Regions from separate parts of the Mus musculus genome. Here region 2 is linked to region 1. Evidence: chromatin loops called from intact Hi-C (ENCODE). Cell type or tissue: left cerebral cortex. All regions are shown on one strand.

Region 1 (8,000 bases):
AGCTTAGTCAATCAGTAAGGTGCTTGCCATACTGGCCTCAGGATCTGAGCTTAGTCAATCAATAAGGTGCTTGCCATACTAGCCTTAGGATCTGAGCTTAGTCAATCAATAAGGTGCTTGCCATACTGGCCTTAGGATCTGAGCTTAATCCCCAGAACCTTCATGTAAAAAGCCATGCATGGCGGTACCCATCTGTAACTATAGCGCTGGAGAGGTAAAAATGGGCAGATACCTGGAAGTCCTAAGTTAACCTACTTGTGAGGAACACCACCAATGTTGTCTTCCTGCCTCTAAATGCATATGCACATGTGCACCCCCATACACATACACACACACACACACACACACACACACACACACACACACGGCAAAGGTACTTCTCAAGTATTTATTAAGTATATACACCTGCTGATAACTGAATGACTTCTGGGTAAGCAGATGTGTATCTGTGCACTCATGTCTGCATATGTGTTCTTGTGTATATGTGTACATGCAGATGTATTCATACATGTGCTAAAGGTCTAAGTCAGATGTCCTCCTCAGCTGCTCTCCACCTTTCTAGTGGAGTCTAGTGCTCACCATTCAGCTGGACTGACTGACGGGGCAGCACCCAGAAACCCACTTGTCTGTCCATTCCCTGCCTCGAGTATTGGTGAATACAACACACACTGGGATCTGAACTCGGGCTTCCATGCTTACTCACAAGCACTTTGTAAGCCTAGCATTTTGCATATACCAATTCAGTAGTCACCTCCACTGAAATCTGCTCCAATGAGAAACAGTACTGTCAAGAAGGTATTGGGGGAGATGGAGAGATGGCTCAGCAGTTAAGAGTCCTCGCTGCTAGCCCGGCGGTGGTGGCGCACACCTTTAATCCCAGCACTTGGGAGGCAGAGGCAGGCAGATTTCTGAGTTTGAGGCCAGCCTGGTCTACAGAGTGAGTTCCAGGACAGGCAGGGCTATACAGAGAAACCCTGTCTCAAAAAACAAAACAAAACAAAGAGTATTGGCTGCTTTTCCAGAGGACCTGGGTTCAATTCCTCACACCCACGTGGCTGCTCACGTGGCCTCTTTAACTCCAGTTCCTCCAGTTCCAGATCTTCTGGCTTTAGTGGGCACTAGGAGCACACAGTACCCTGGCAAACACCTTTTTTTTTTTTTTTTTTTTTTTGGATTTTAATGGCAGAGTTTCTCTGGATAGCCCTGGCTATCTTAAAACTCTCTCTGTGCCTGACAAATACAGAAGCAGATGCTCACAGCCAACCATTGGACTGAGCACAGAGTCCCCAGTGGAGGAGCTAGAGAAAGGACTGAAGAAGCTGAAGGGGTCTGCAGCCCCATAGGAAGAACAACAATATGAACCAACCAGACCCCACACCCACACCCAGAGCTCCCAAGGACTAAACCATCAACCAAAGAGTACACATGGAGCGACCCATGGCTCCAGCTGTAGCAGAGGATGGCCTTGTAGGGCATCAATGGGAGGAGAGGCCCTTGGTCCTGTGAAGGCCTGATGCCCCAGTGTAGGGGAATGCCAGAGCGGGTAGGCGGGAGTGGTGGGGGGAAGTACTCTCATAGAAGCAGAGGGTGGGGGGGGATGGGATTGGGAGTTTGTAGAGAGGAACCAGAAAATGGGATAACATTTAAAATGTAAATAGCTGGGCGTGGTAGCGTGCACCTTTGATCCCAGAACTCAGGAGGCAGAGGCAGGCGGATTTCTGAGTCCGAAGCCAGCCTGATCTACAAAGTGAGTTCCAGGACAGCCAAGGGTATACAGAGAAACCCTGTCTCGAAAAACCAAAATAAATAAATAAAATGTAAATAAATAAAATATCAAAAACAGGTATACCACCATTGCTGGCCAAAAATAATTTTTTAATGCATTGTTTAAGTGCCCTATGTTAAGTTTTAATCCCAGGCTTAGTGGCTGAGGTACCTATTTAACATATGGAAGTGGACCTGGCCTCCAGGTTGTCCCAGCATCCCTTAGTCCCTCCTGTTACAGGGTATGGCTGGTATACCCGGCCCTCTACCCTGAACTCTCCAGAGCATGGACTATGCTGCCCTTCCCCTAGTGGCTCTTGCCTATGTAATCCATACATTTTGGTTACCCACCCTCTTTTTGTATGGTTTGCAACTTTGGCTCCTGGCTGCTGTATTTCCTTCCCTTTTCTCCCTTCCCCTCAGGGTCAAGACCACTCTGGGTTCTCCCAAATATGTCTGCCCCTGGCTCTGCTCTCCCAAATCTCTTTAATAAACCTTCTCCTCCGCCATCCCTAGGAAAAGTCATGTCCTTCCCATTTCTTTTTTCATTCACCCTAGAGATGACTCAGTGAGTAAACGGGCTTGCTAAGAGCCTGAGACACCCGGAACTCACACCAAGTTGGGAAGAGAGAACTTTATAAAGTCCTCCCTGACCTCCACACCAGCACATACACACAAACAGTAACTTTTTTTTTTAAATAGAATGAATGGCAAGAGTCTCATGAAGCAGTGTATACAGTGTTCAAAATATAACATGTTTAAAATGGGTCTTATTCCAAAACCTTTGGAAAATTAATTACAAATGAATGTGGGGAGGGGGCCGGGAGGGGGAGCTCACTCAGTCATAGCACGTGGCCATCATCCCAGCCAGCTCTCAGGAGGCAGAGACAGGACGATGGGAGTCTGGAGCCAACTTGGGCTACAAGAAATCCTGTCACAAACTAACTTGTTCCAGTTCCAAAACACTCAAAATGTCTTCTTAAGAGCACTTCATTTAACAACGTCCTTAGATTCACATCATTTTTGTCTTTTTGTTGTGCGTGGATTTTAAACACTATGAGTCAATGCTCCTTTACAAGTGATAAAAACAAAGGCCTTTGCTCCCAACGAAATAATAGTCTCAACTAGCAACCCTCTCCAAACCTAAAATGATTATGAAACATGGTTGTCCGAGAAACACCCAAATGACTTGATAATTGTATGCGAACATAGACCAGTTTCTCAAGATGTCACAGCAATACTTTTAAGCGTAGTCACTTAGGAATTAAGGTGAGGAAGAGACTAAGCCAAATCACACAGTAGAACGATTCTAATCTATCCATAATACCTAAAAACAAAGCTGGCCTCCTGGTCCGGAAAAATGGGAGAACAACCCAAACATCCCCGTAATAAAAACTCTTATGACGACTTCCCTCCGGGGTTTCCTACTTTACTTCCGAAGTGTCAGGCCCTTTAATGGGAAAGCCACGGTCACAACTGCAGAAAGACGTGGGATGGATAATCAAGATCTAAATGCATGGAGCATTCCATTATAGAACTGAGTTGAGAGAGAAAGTTGGATCTGCCAGAGGACAGGTTAGGGGGCGTGGGTGGAGTTGGGAAGGGTCCGCCAGGTGCTGAAAAGGCGACTCGCTAGACTAGACCCTAAGAGAGAAGAGAGAAGAAACCCGAAAAGGTGTGGCAAGTGGACAAGGAACGCCCGCGCTAATCCTCCGGGTGAAGCCCCCCGAAATGCCCAGGCTACCCGCCCGGTCTTCTAGGGCGAGGGTGCCGGGAACGCATGCGGGAGGCTTCACGAGCGGAGCCATGGGGAGAAGGCAGGAAGCACCCCTCACCCAGCCAGGTCGGGATGGGGGCGCTCGGGCCCCGCCTGAGTTCCTGAAGCGGCGTCGCTGCTCCCCACGCCCGCCGCCGAGCCGAGGACGGCTCCCCACCGAACGCCCACACTCACTTTCTCGTGGAAGATGGACTCCATGTTTATTTGTCTGGAGCCAACGGCCCCGGCGCGGAGCAGCCCCCTCCAGCAGCTCCGCCCCCGGCCCCACCCCTCAGCCCCGGTCCGCCCCGCCCTAGCCACGTGCCTCTCGCCAACCAATCACTACTGCGGGCGCACGTCACGAGGCACGCGAACCCGGGAGCACGGGACACGTGACCTGGGCGGCGTTGGTCCTCCCCGCGGCAAGCGTGATGCTGCGGCGCCGCCTGCTGTGCGGAGGAACTTCTCTACGCGGGACAATCTTGTGATTCTAGGGTTCTAGAAGAGAATCCTCGCAGCCAAGTTTTAGGTTCTTTTTTTTCTTTTTTTTTTTTTTTTCCATCTCCACCTTCTTTGGTCCTTTCTCCTCATCTTTATGTGAGCAACTCCTCTCCCACTGAAGACTTCATTCCAGAAGAGGCATTCTCCACATACCTAATATTTGTGTAAAAACTATAGCTAATGTTTAGTTAGGACTGACTTAGAATAGTCCAGTTGTAAGCGCAATTTAATACGGCATTTTTTGATGTGTGTGTGTCTTTTGTAATATTATACAAATAAAGAAATGTAGGTACGAAGAAATTAGCACAGCACACTGTCCAACATAGTTGGCTGTTGGAATGAATATCAGGTCCTGGGGTAAATACGCCATCTCTGAAGGAGGAAGCGTTGGTGAGGAAGTGAAAAATCCAGCAAAATATTGAGTGGCTCGCGCAGGGGATGGGGGTGGGGAGGGGGGGATTGACAAAGATTAAGCGTTGTATTGGGCGTTGTATCTTGTATGGTGGAACCATTTTAGGTTCTTCAATGTAGCAAAGGCCCAGTCTCCTAAAGGCTCATTGTACCTGAAGGTAAGGAAGGCATATGTTGTGTTGGAGGACAGCTGCTCTATGCCAGCCTGTAGCCAGGGTTACATAGGAGGACCCTGTCCACCACCTCCCTACCGGGAAAAAAAAAAAAAAAAAAAAAGCTACAGGCGGTTAAAGATTTTTAAAACTAGAGACATGGGGTCAAATTAGGATTTTAGAGGATCACTGGGGAACAATACTTGAAAGGCATTTGGGGAGAAATGAAGAGACTCTGGTGGTCAGGACTCCAGTAGTGATTTGAGAATGGAGAGAGACCACTTTGAAGCTTTAGGAAACAGAAGACTTTGATGAGGGACTGGGGTGGGATGGGGGTATTGTTAGGAAAGACTTGTGGGTTTCTGCTCTAGGTACCATGTAAAGCAGAAGTGATACTCCAACCAGAAATACTTTACAGAATGAGTAGGGTCTTGGGAAGAGAAGAAAAGGCTTTTAATTTAGAAAATACTGAGCTTAAATATCTCTGCAACTAAAGGTACTTATGATGGTTTGTATATTCTTGGACCAGGGAGTGGCACCATTTGGAAGTGTGGCCTTGTTGGAATAGGTATGACCTGGCTGGAGTAGGTGTGTCACGGTGGGTGTGGGCTTAAGACTCTCACCCCAGTTGCCTGGAAGTCAGTCTTCCACTAGCAGTCTTTGGATGAAGACTTAGAACTCTCAGCTCTGCCTGCGCCATGACAGCCTGGATGCTGCCATGCTCCCACCTTGACGATAATGGACTGAACCTCTGAACCTGTAAGCTAGCCCCAATTAAATGTTGTTTTTTTTATAAGACTTGCCTTGTTCATGGTGTCTGTTCACAGCAGTAAAACCCTAACTAAGACAGTCCTTCTGTAGAGTGATAGATGACAGGCCTGGAGTTTTCAGAAGCTGTTTTAAGCTGTGAGGTGAGAGTCATTGCTGTTTAGAAGGGCTGGAGAGATGGGTGTGTCCTTAAGAGCATTTGCTGCTTCTCTTGTACAGGACCTGGGTTTGATTCTCAGAACCCACATAAAGGCTCACAGCAGTTGGTAACTCGAGACTCAGGGGATCTGTTGCTTCTGCAATGTACCTGGGATGCACAGGGATGCTCAGACAGTCACGCAGGCAAGCACCCCTACACATGAAATATAAAGAAACAAATTTAAAACACAAGGTAACTAAAACCATAAACGCTGAGTATAATCTTAGAGAAAAGGAAGAGATTGAAAAGAGGATGGAGAGCTAAGCCCTGAAGATAGAGCAGTAGGCACAAAGGGTGCAAATGCTGCTGAGTGTACTGAAGTGGAAGGCCCACGGGGGAATGCTTCAAGGACAAGTCCGTGTCACATGCTCCCAGGAAGTCCAGGGGCAGAAAGACTCAAAAGAAACTGCTCAGTTTTGTTGTTGAGATCATTTTTGTGAGACAAGTTCAAGAAAAGAAAGGAAGTGAGAGGCAAGAAAATAAAGACTGCCAGTGACAACCAGCTAGCTAATTCAAGGAGCTGCCATATCATTTGTTGACTATTTTGTATGCAGTTTCCTCTTGAGATAAAACAAAAGGTAGAGCTGTCCTTATTGGAGGGAAGCTCTTTACCACAAAGGATATTCTAAAGGGAGATGAAGTCCATCATGCAAGGAAGCTAGTGAGGTCATAGAATATTCTAAGAACAGGGAGAACATTTAGTCTTACAGAAGGGTGTCTTTAGCTCAGAAAGTAAACAACTAGGAGGCTTCAGGAAGTCCCTGAAACTGACAAGATTCACTAGGCTCCTCCTTCCCCAAGCATACATAAACAGTAGGACTACTGAGAGACACTCTCCAAGAAGCAGAGTTGCCTAGAAGAGGCTCACATCAACTGAACTGCCTGCAAAGATGAGCCACATTGCCTGTAAGGGACATTTCACTCTGTTAAGCTATCTGCAAGGTATGTAGTGTGACCCATGTTTCCAGATTTTGTGAGCTGTTGACTTGCTGGAGTGGGCTTTGGTGTCATTTCTGCTCCAGTTAGTAATCTCAATAAAACTGATTGGTTCACCAAGTTGGACTTTGGTGGTATCAGTTCTCTGGGTAGATGTTCACAGTTCTCCAGGAACAGTGTCACACAACATGGGGATAGCCTATGTGCTTAAGGAATTGTGGCTTAACCAGGAAAATACAGCCTCCTAACAAGAAAATGCAGTGTTTACTAGTGTTTTGATTTTTTTTTAAGATGTAATTGTTCAAGTGAGTATATGAAGCTGGGCTACTATAAGTGGCTGCACAGGGTAAATTACCATCAGAGATTAAATGCTCAGTTATGGAGTCTGGGGAGTCCAAGGTGAAGGCTAAAGCAGACCAAATGTCTCAGGAGAGTTTTTTTTTTTTTCATTGATGTGCCTTTTGTGTGTCCTTATGTGGCAGAAGAGTAAAGAGGACCAGCAAGCTCCCTTCAGCCTCCTTTATAGGGATACACTTATTTAAAGGGTAACTGGAGGGCTGGAGAGATGGCTCCATGGTTAAGAGCATGTGCTTCTCTTGTAGGGGACAGCTATACTCTCATGACCAGGACACAGTCATATCCTCTTAATGCTAATACACCTTTCAACCTGTAAACTTTGGAGATGACACAATTTAGGTGATAGTAATAGAGCTGGAGACTCGTTTGTGATTCCCTTCCTGTAATTGTTAACACTTTGCCCTTCACTCCAGTCTTACATACTGTGTATCTATCTCCCACACCCTCTCCCCCTGTTATATGCCCACTGCTAAGTTCAAACCATCTGGACTCTTGTGTAGTCCATTCCCCAGAACTATGAATTGATCCACCATAATATGTCCAGTTCATGGCATTGTCAATGACCATGTTTGTTTGTTTGTTTTTGTTTTTCGAGATAGGGTTTCTCTGTGTAGCCCTGGCTATCCTGGAACTCACTCTGTAGACCAGGCTGGCCTTGAACTCAGAAATCTGCCTGCCTCTGTCTCCCAAGTGCTGGGATTAAAGGCATGTACCACCACTGCCCAGCTGCAACCTTTCAAACATACAAATCTCACCAACTTTTCTTTTATTGAACAAGTAACAGTTGCTGTGCTTAGCAATGTGACATAACAAAAGATAGTCTCACTGTTTTCTTCTTTCTTTTCAAGTGGGGTTTCTTCCTTCCTTTCTTTCTTTCTTTCTTTCTTTCTTTCTTTCAAGAGAGCTCTTTCTTTCTTTCTTTCTTTCTTTCTATATATCTATAAAAGATTTATTTATTTATTTAATGTATATGAGTACACTGTAGCTGTCTTCAGACACACCAGAAGAGGGCATCGGACCCCATTACAGATAGCTAGCTGTGAGCCACAATGTGGTTGCTAGGAATTGAACTCAGGACCGCTGGAAGAGCAGCCAGTGTCCTTAACTGCAGAACCATCTCTCTAGCCTGCAAATGTGGTTTCTTAGGACATGTTGG
Region 2 (8,000 bases), 880 kb before region 1:
CACTTCTAAACTTCTAGTACACACATACTTAGCTTTATAGGTATACTTTATATGGATCTCATCATATCCTTCCACAAAAGAAGCTGGGTTAGTATGAGAATTCTTGGCTAGGGATGGTGTAGTTCAGTAGAACACCTGCCTAACATGTACAAGGCACTGGCTTCAAACCCTGTGCTGAGGGTTGGGGTAAGCTGAAAACTTGAGAGTTGTAATTTTTCCAACTCTATCTTCATCATTAACCCAATTAGATTCAAGTGGTACATGAATGTTGTGTTTTGGTCCTGTTTTAGTTGCAACATGAATACAGATAGCTCTGCCCCCATAACTTCACTCAACTCCACGGAACACAACTTTCCCAGAATATTGCCACCACCAGCATCACAGCTTCATAAGTGCGAACAAAGCACCACCAAAAACCACGTTAATGGCCAGTGTTATGGTCCAAGTCTACAAATCTAGCATACAGAAAAACAGAGGGAAAAGAAGCTAGATTGAGGTCAGCCTGGGGTACACAACAAAGACTCTGGCTTTAAAACAACCAGAAGCAGGGGCTCAAGGGTTAAGAGCACTGGCTGATCTTCTAGAGGACCCAGGTTGATCACCAGCACACACATGGTGCCTGCCAATTGTCTGTAGCACCACTGACCTTTTCTAGCTTCTCTTTGCACGTGGCAGCACAAAAAACTATGCAGGCAAAACATCCATACACAAAAAGTTATTAACATGAAAAAATGTATTATGGGGGCTAAAGAAAAGGATCAGTGGTTATGAGTACCCCCACCTTAAAACTTTTTAAAAAAATTTAGATAGATGGGTGTTTTGCTATGTTTGTCTGTGCACCTGGTGTCCAGAGGCCAGAAGGTGGCACTGGATCCCCTGAAACTGGAGTTGTAAATGGTTGTTAGCCATCATGTGGGTGCTAGGAATCTTTTCTAGGTCCTCTGAAAGAGCAGCCAATGCTCTTAATGTTTGAGGCATCTCTCTAGTCCATTGTTTGCTGCCCCCCCCCCCCCAGATCACTGGTTGTCAACCTGTGGGCCTCACTCATGTGGGGGTCATATGCAGATATCCTGCATATCAGGTATACATTATAACTAACAAAATTATGAAGTAGCAACAAAGTAATTTTATGGTGGGGGGAGGGGCACTACAACAGGAGAAACTGTTTTAGAGTTGCAGCATTGGGAAGGTTAAGACTGGCCTCAGATGATCCATATTTGATCAAAACTGGCTCATACCTTTGAATGCTTGAGTCCCCAGTTAGTGGAACTGTTAAAGGATTAGAAGGTGTGGTCTTATTTATTGGAGGTGTTAACGAGAGCAGGCTCTTAATTTTCAAAAGACACATCCACCATTCCTAGTGTGTTCTCTGCCTCCTGCTTGTGGATCAACATGTCTTCACTCTGCCATCATAGACTAACACTCTGGAACCATAAGCACAAGTAAGCTCTGTCTAAGTTGTCTTGGTCATGGAGTTTTATCACAGCAATTTCAAAGTAACTAAGACAGTCTGGGATGTCAAACAAGAAAATTAACACATCACAAAAGCTTAGTCCATGGCTGGAGAGATGGTTAAGATCACTGGCTATTCTTCCAGAGGTCCTAAATTTAATTCCCAGCAACCACATGGTAGCTCACAACCATAATGGGGTTGGATGTCCTTTTCTGATATGCAGGTGTATATGCACATACAGCACTTATACATTAAATACATACATACATACATACATACATACATACATACTTACTCCAGGGTGAGAAATAAGGTGGTTCAGCAGGGAAAGGCACTTAGCTCCAAGCCTAACAACCTGAGTCTATTGCTAGGACCACACAGTGGAAGGAGAGAATCTATTGCCCAATCTTATCTCTGACCAGCAAGCACATTACACACCACTGTGAAGTCAGAGGACATAACACAAATTCCAGGGGTGGGATGTACTGCACCTGCCTAGCATGTACAGACCTGGGCTCAAACCACTGTATTTCAAAAAGTTAGAAATTAAGTGTCTTGTCAAGTCAGGTGGTGGTGCACATCTTTAGTCCCAATATCCAGGAGGTAGATGCAGGTGGATGTCAGAGTTTAAGGACAGCTTTGTGTTTCAAAATTTAATATGTAGCCCTAGTACTTTGATTATACATTATGTACTTCCAGACTGCTAAATTTTCAAATAATAATCTGAATAACTCAGATTCATGGAGAAAAGGAGGAAAATATTACCATACTCAATGTCTTTGAAAGACTTTTTTTCCAGGGGGCAGGGGAAACAATTACTAGAGGTCAAACCCACTCACAATAACTTTTTAAGTTTCCTTTTCTTCTCTTTTGAGAAAGGGTCTTTCATGAAGCTTAAGCTAGTCTAGAACTAGAGATACTTCTGCTTCAAGCTCCCCAAACATTCTGTTTACCAGAAAGACTATAAATTTATGCCATTTAATTTTCTACTGGACAATAACCCATTTTATGGGAAAAACAAATACTTCCCATTTTCCCAGGCATGATGGCAGACACTTACATCTGTAGACCCTGTCCTTGGGAGATGAAGGTAGGAGGATAGGAATTCAAGACCAGTCTTGGCTACATGAGACCCTGCAGCTCTTGTAGTGGACTGGGGTTCAGTTTTCAGAACCCACATGGTAGCTCATGACAGTGTAATTCCAGGTCTAAGGGTCTTCTGACCTTCAACAGAACCAGAACATACATGCAAACACACACACACACACACACACACACACACACATAAGTATAATTTTTCAAAAAAAAAAAAAAGCCTACATTGTCCTCAATGGAGGGGAAAAAAAAAGAATTCTCAATTATATGTAACAAAATAGAGAGCAGCACAATATTGGGTGATCCAAACTAGTAGGAGACACCATAACTAGTAGGAGCAGCCAGGCACAATCCTGGCTGAACGTATGGGTAAATTGGTGCTTGTCCACCTTATAAAAGCCTAGGGTTTGACCCCTACTACCACATAAAGCATGATGGTGCAACATAAGTAATCTTAACAAGAGAAAATGGAGGCAGGATCAGAAACTGAAGTTCAACCTCACTATATAACCAAGTTCAAGAAACCAGCCTAGGATACATGAAAATTTGCCTCTAACAAAATTTAAGTCTGTAAAACTTAATTTTGTTTTCTTTGAAATAATCCTTGAGGTCAAGAATAAAACAGCGCCGGGCAGTGGTGGCGCACGCCTTTAATCCCAGCACTTGGGAGGCAGAGGCAGGTGGTTTTCTGAGTTCGAGGCCAGCCTGGTCTACAGAGTGAGTTCCAGGACAGCCAGGGCTATAAAGAGAAACCCTGTCTCGAAAAACCAAAAAAAAAAAAAAAAAAAAAAGAATAAAACAGCATTACAGAGACCAAAGCATAAATCCACTGTAAGTAGCTGTAAGTGCTTCCAGTTGTAGGCTAGATTTCCCACTAAAATAACAGATCACCACCCCAGGCTGAACTTGTACTAACCTACAATTAGCACCTCAGGCTCGAAATTACCTATAAGACATGGCTAATTATATTACCTAAATTTGAGAATGGTTTTAAGAATTATGTCTGTAAATACAAATGAATTGCTTAAAGAGGCCCTGACACACACATAGGAGGTACTCAATAAACTTAAACTATTACTAATCTTACTTGGAATTTATCTGTTAAGGAGGAAAAATGGCTTTAGTAATAAAACTATAGATTTCTTCACAAGTATCCTACACCTTTTCTAAGTCCATTTTTTTCTTTCTTTTTAAAAAAGATTTATTTATTATTATATGTAAGTACACTGTAGCTGTCTTCAGACACACCAGAAGAGGGCGTCAGATCTCATTATGGATGGTTGTAAGCCACCATGTGGTTGCTGGGATTTGAACTCAGGACCTTCGGAAAAGCAGTCAATGCTCTTAACCGCTGAGCCATCTCTCCAGCCCCTTTTTTCTTTCTTGTTTAGTGAAAATGTTTTACTATGTAATCCCTGAATTTGAGATTCTCCTAACTTGTGTTCTCAGTGGTGGAATTAGGAGTAAGGTACCACACCCAGGTTAAATCCATTCTTCAAAATTACCTTTCCACATAACACAAATATAAAGGGGTAGTTCAGTAATTATGTTTAACTCTTTTCCCTCCTGGGGCGGGGGTGGGGGGGTGCGGGGAGAGGAATTACCTGTTCTAATAAATTAGAATTTCAAAATTCCAAATGGAAGAAAGGGGCTTAGAGGCTATTTCCTAAGTGATAAAATATAAAAGGGTATAAAACACCAGACTTTTGTTGTATAGCCCTGGGTGTCCTGGAACTTTGTAGACAGGCTGGCTTCAAACTCAGAAATCCGCCTGCCTCTGCCTCCCAAGTGCTGGGATTAAAAGCGTGCGCCACCACCACCCAGAAAGTCTACATGCTTATCCTGTCTAAAGGCCTTTGTAAAACTGGCTGGCTGTGGTAGTTCACTGCAGTAATCCAACACTCAGGGGCTCAGGTAGGAGAATCGCTTTGAGTTGCAGACCAGCCATAGCTAGATAATGGCTCCAAAACAAAACAGGTTGGATGTAGTAGTACACCTATGATCCCAGGCATTGGGAAGATAGGGACAAGAGGATCGTGAACTTCCATATTTTGGGCTACACACAATGTTTGATTCTAGTCTGGTACTACAGGAGACTCTTTCCAAAAAACCAGAAGGATCTTTGCATAATCAAATAAAGCACACTGGTGTGAGTATGGTTACATGTATTAGTTCTGAAATTCAAGCTTACATCTAGTTAAATCTCACAATTACATTGGGTCTTAGAGGCAGTTCAGTGGTAGAGCACTGCCTAGCATGCTCAAGTCCCTGTGTGGATTCCATTCCCAGTTAGCCCATCCTCACAATAAGCTTAACCCTGAAACCCACACTTCCACTTTACTGTAAGGAAAGTTTCCACATGTACAAACATGCAGAGGTGATTACGTGACTGTCACAAACACATTTAACTTGTATATTAGCAGCCAAATAAGAACCCAGCTCTGAAAATATACCTGTTGTAATCAGAAAAAAATTTTCAGACCAAGTCTTACTATGTAACTGCAGCTGATCTAGGACTCTATGTAGACCCAGGCTGGCCTCCAAGTCACCAGAAACTGCCTGCCTTTCATGTTAGAAAGTAACTTTTTACCAGTGGTAACTTATTTGGGGTAATCTTTATAATTATACTCCAAGTTAACCATTCTTCAATTCAAATCAATGTTTCTACAGTCTTCAACCACAGACAGGAAAATCTTGGTTTTTGTGGAATGAGTTCTGAGTCTAGTCCAAAAAAGAGGGGAAAAAAAAAAATCTTTGAAATAAATTTGCAATATTTCAGACATGAAACAGCTACAAATAGTTCTCAACTGTAAAACTGCAAATTAATGCAACAAGGTAACTATACTTCTGCTCCAAAAACAATTTGAAGTTTTGGCCAATATGTATTTTCTTCCAAGAGTGAAATTCAGAGAATGCAAACCCTTAAGAAAGGAATATTTTAAAACGTGAAACCGTTATTTCAAACAACCTTATCTTTGAACACTGAAGACTGTTTCAATAGACTTGAGGTGAAAGCAGAAGGACTTGTTCAAGTGTTAAAAGATACCTCTCCCCACCAGCCAACTCAACCAACTAAGGACCATACGCTTAAACAATCAGAAAAGCTTGCAATAAAATGTTCCAAAGGTTCACGAGTTCCCACAGAAGACCTACAAAGTCTTTCTTTCTTAGCCAGGTGTGGCAGCACTTTAATCCCAGCACTGGAGAGGCAGAGGAAGGCAAGCTTTGAGTTCAAGGCTAGCCTGGTCTATAGAGCAAGCTCCAGGATAGTTGGGCTACATACTGAAACCCTGTCTCAAAATACAAAACAATAACAACAATAATAATCATCTCCCTTTCTTGTGAAAAAGACAACCAACCCCGGTCAAGACATGTGTGTCCTCGAAAGCCAAAGCAGCATTTTCTCTGTCTGGTGGAACTGCCAGATTTATAGACCTTATTGCAGACCCTAAAATCTGAAAGATATGGTGGAAAAGGTTTAAAACAACAACAATCCCACCAGAACAGAACTTTCTCAAAGTGTGCAACAGCTATGAACTTTACGAGCGCCAAGCAAGGTTTTATGCCTGCTTTACAGATTGGTGAACTAAGGGGTGTGTGTGTGTGGGGGGGGGGGGAGCAGATCGTTTCCGTTAAATGCCTTTCTCAAGGTCACGACGGTGCAAAAACCACCGGGGAAAGAGGATCTCAGGTCTCCGACCTTTCTGCACTGGAAAGGCAGCACGGCGCAACGTGCTCCGCTCTGCTCGAAATCCCAACGCCACAAGGTTTTCGGGTTAAGGATGGACACCCCGAATGCTCTCCACCGAGCTCCACCGGACTTGGGTACCCCGTGGCGTTCCCGTCCGCACTCCCGCCGTCCCAGTCCGAGCGCCACTGCTCTGAGAGGGGCCAGTGAGGGTCACTTACCGTCGCTCTCCGCCCTGACGAGCAGGGACATGCCCTTCAGCCTCTCCACGTAGCCGGAGGACACATGGCCAGTACCCCGGTCGTCCCACTGCCGGTCCTCGTTGAGCGTGTAGACCTTCACCCGCCGTCGGGTGTCGGTCATCGTGCCGGCCGGGGGCCCCGCCCGAGTGGCCCAGGGACAGTGTCCAGAAAAGGCGGGCGGCCGCAAACGGGGAACTCCGGGACCTCAGTGCCACCGCTGGCCGCCGCGGAGCTGCGCCGCCGCTCGCATGGCCCGCTCCCGGGTCCGAGCCCCGGGCCGCCGCCTTCTCTCGTCTCCTTCTCCCCGGCGCTATTGTCCAGGCCGAGCGAGCGCGGCCGCCCAGCAGCCCCGACAGGGAACGCGCAGCACTACGCAGCCTACCGGCCCGCCGTTCCAACGAGGTGCGGCTCGGTTCACAGACCCGCTCCGGCCTCCACCATGACCTCCGCAGAGCCGCTTTCCCGCGCCGCCGCCTCCTCAGGCCGCCGCCGCCATGTTTTCCTCCCTTGTACCTGGCCCAGCCGCTGCAGCAGGAAGCCCCGCTCCGCTCCTCCCGCTTAAAGCATCCGAAGCCGGTGAGGTAGCACTTCCCGGGAGACTCCGAACGCCTCTGGCCACCCGAGAACCCCTGGCTCTTCTTAGAAGCCGCCTTCCCTACTCCGCCGCCTCTTCCGTCTTCCTCACAGAGCCAAAGCCGCCGCCATCTTGGCTCGCCCCTCAAAAGCGGCGCGCGGGGCCACCTAGGCAGTAGCGGCAGGGGCGGCCCGCAAGCCCCACCACTTAAAGCGACAAGACGGGAGCCGGCAGCTTCGCTCCGGCCGAGGCCTTGCACCGAGGCGGGCGCGGAGCTGCGGGGGTGGCGGGAGCGGAGGAGGCGGGACGCGAGTCGCGCCGGTGACGGACCGGGACTCCCTCGCGCTGCCCTGCGCGTACTGTCGTGCAAGCGCGGGCTGCGTGTGCGTCCGTCGCACTTTGAATTCGTCATCACCTCGGCTCCGGGCGGGGAAGGGGTGTGGAGTCTGTTGGCGGCTTCTGGAGCCAGACTGGACTCTGATCCCGGAGCTCGTCCTTTCCCGTGCGAGCCTTCTCCGGACGCTTTAGGGAGGACCTTTGCAGTCGGCCCTGGGGGCGCGGGCTGCTGGCGTCCTCCTCGTCCTCCCCCCGCCCTCCTCCTCCTCCTCCTCTTCTTCCCTTGGCCTGAAATAGAGAAGTTTCTGAGAGAGGACCGTTTGGACCGCGAGGTTGGCGGGATGCAGTGAGGCACGCAATGGCCGGGCAAGTCTAAAACCCTCGACGCGGTGTTCACGCGTGGCACTGCTCCCCGGGATCATTCTGAGCACTCACCTCACAATAATCAGCGGTTATCTCCCTTTCTCTGTCGGTTATCAAAGCTGATCGTCTGTAGCCCTAGGCTGGTTTGTTTGTTTTTTTAAACAAAATAACAAAACACATCTTGAAGGGCTTGCAAAGATAAATGCCGTACTGTATGAATAAGATGAAATTCTTTGTTTTTTTGTTTTT

What was found. Hi-C counts contacts between places; a loop is a spot of excess contacts. Peaks named below come from ENCODE experiments on the same cell type or tissue, not always from the same donor. Only the 100,000 strongest peaks of a DNase experiment are listed, where the experiment ranks them.
Region 2: it touches region 1 in a loop (2.4-fold over the local background); 3 of 42 quality-filtered maps call a loop at or near these places.

Annotation. Positions count from the first base shown.
Region 1 is chr12:101,954,419-101,962,418 of GRCm38, forward strand. It overlaps Atxn3 (ataxin 3), which reads right to left and starts at 3,825. Exons shown (of 11, transcript NM_029705.3): 1 at 3,716-3,825. The coding sequence starts at 3,739. In left cerebral cortex, a CTCF peak has its summit at 3,966; a DNase peak (open chromatin) is centred at 3,891; H3K4me3 peaks cover 1,790 bases; H3K27ac peaks cover 1,112 bases.
Region 2 is chr12:101,076,272-101,084,271 of GRCm38, forward strand. Ppp4r3a (protein phosphatase 4 regulatory subunit 3A) reads right to left here and starts at 7,431. Exons shown (of 15, transcript NM_211355.2): 1 at 6,458-7,431. The coding sequence starts at 6,599. D130020L05Rik (RIKEN cDNA D130020L05 gene) reads left to right here and starts at 6,180. Exons shown (of 2, transcript NR_038050.1): 1 at 6,180-8,000. In left cerebral cortex, a CTCF peak has its summit at 3,840 (motif pointing right); a DNase peak (open chromatin) is centred at 7,402; H3K4me3 peaks cover 3,026 bases; H3K27ac peaks cover 1,725 bases.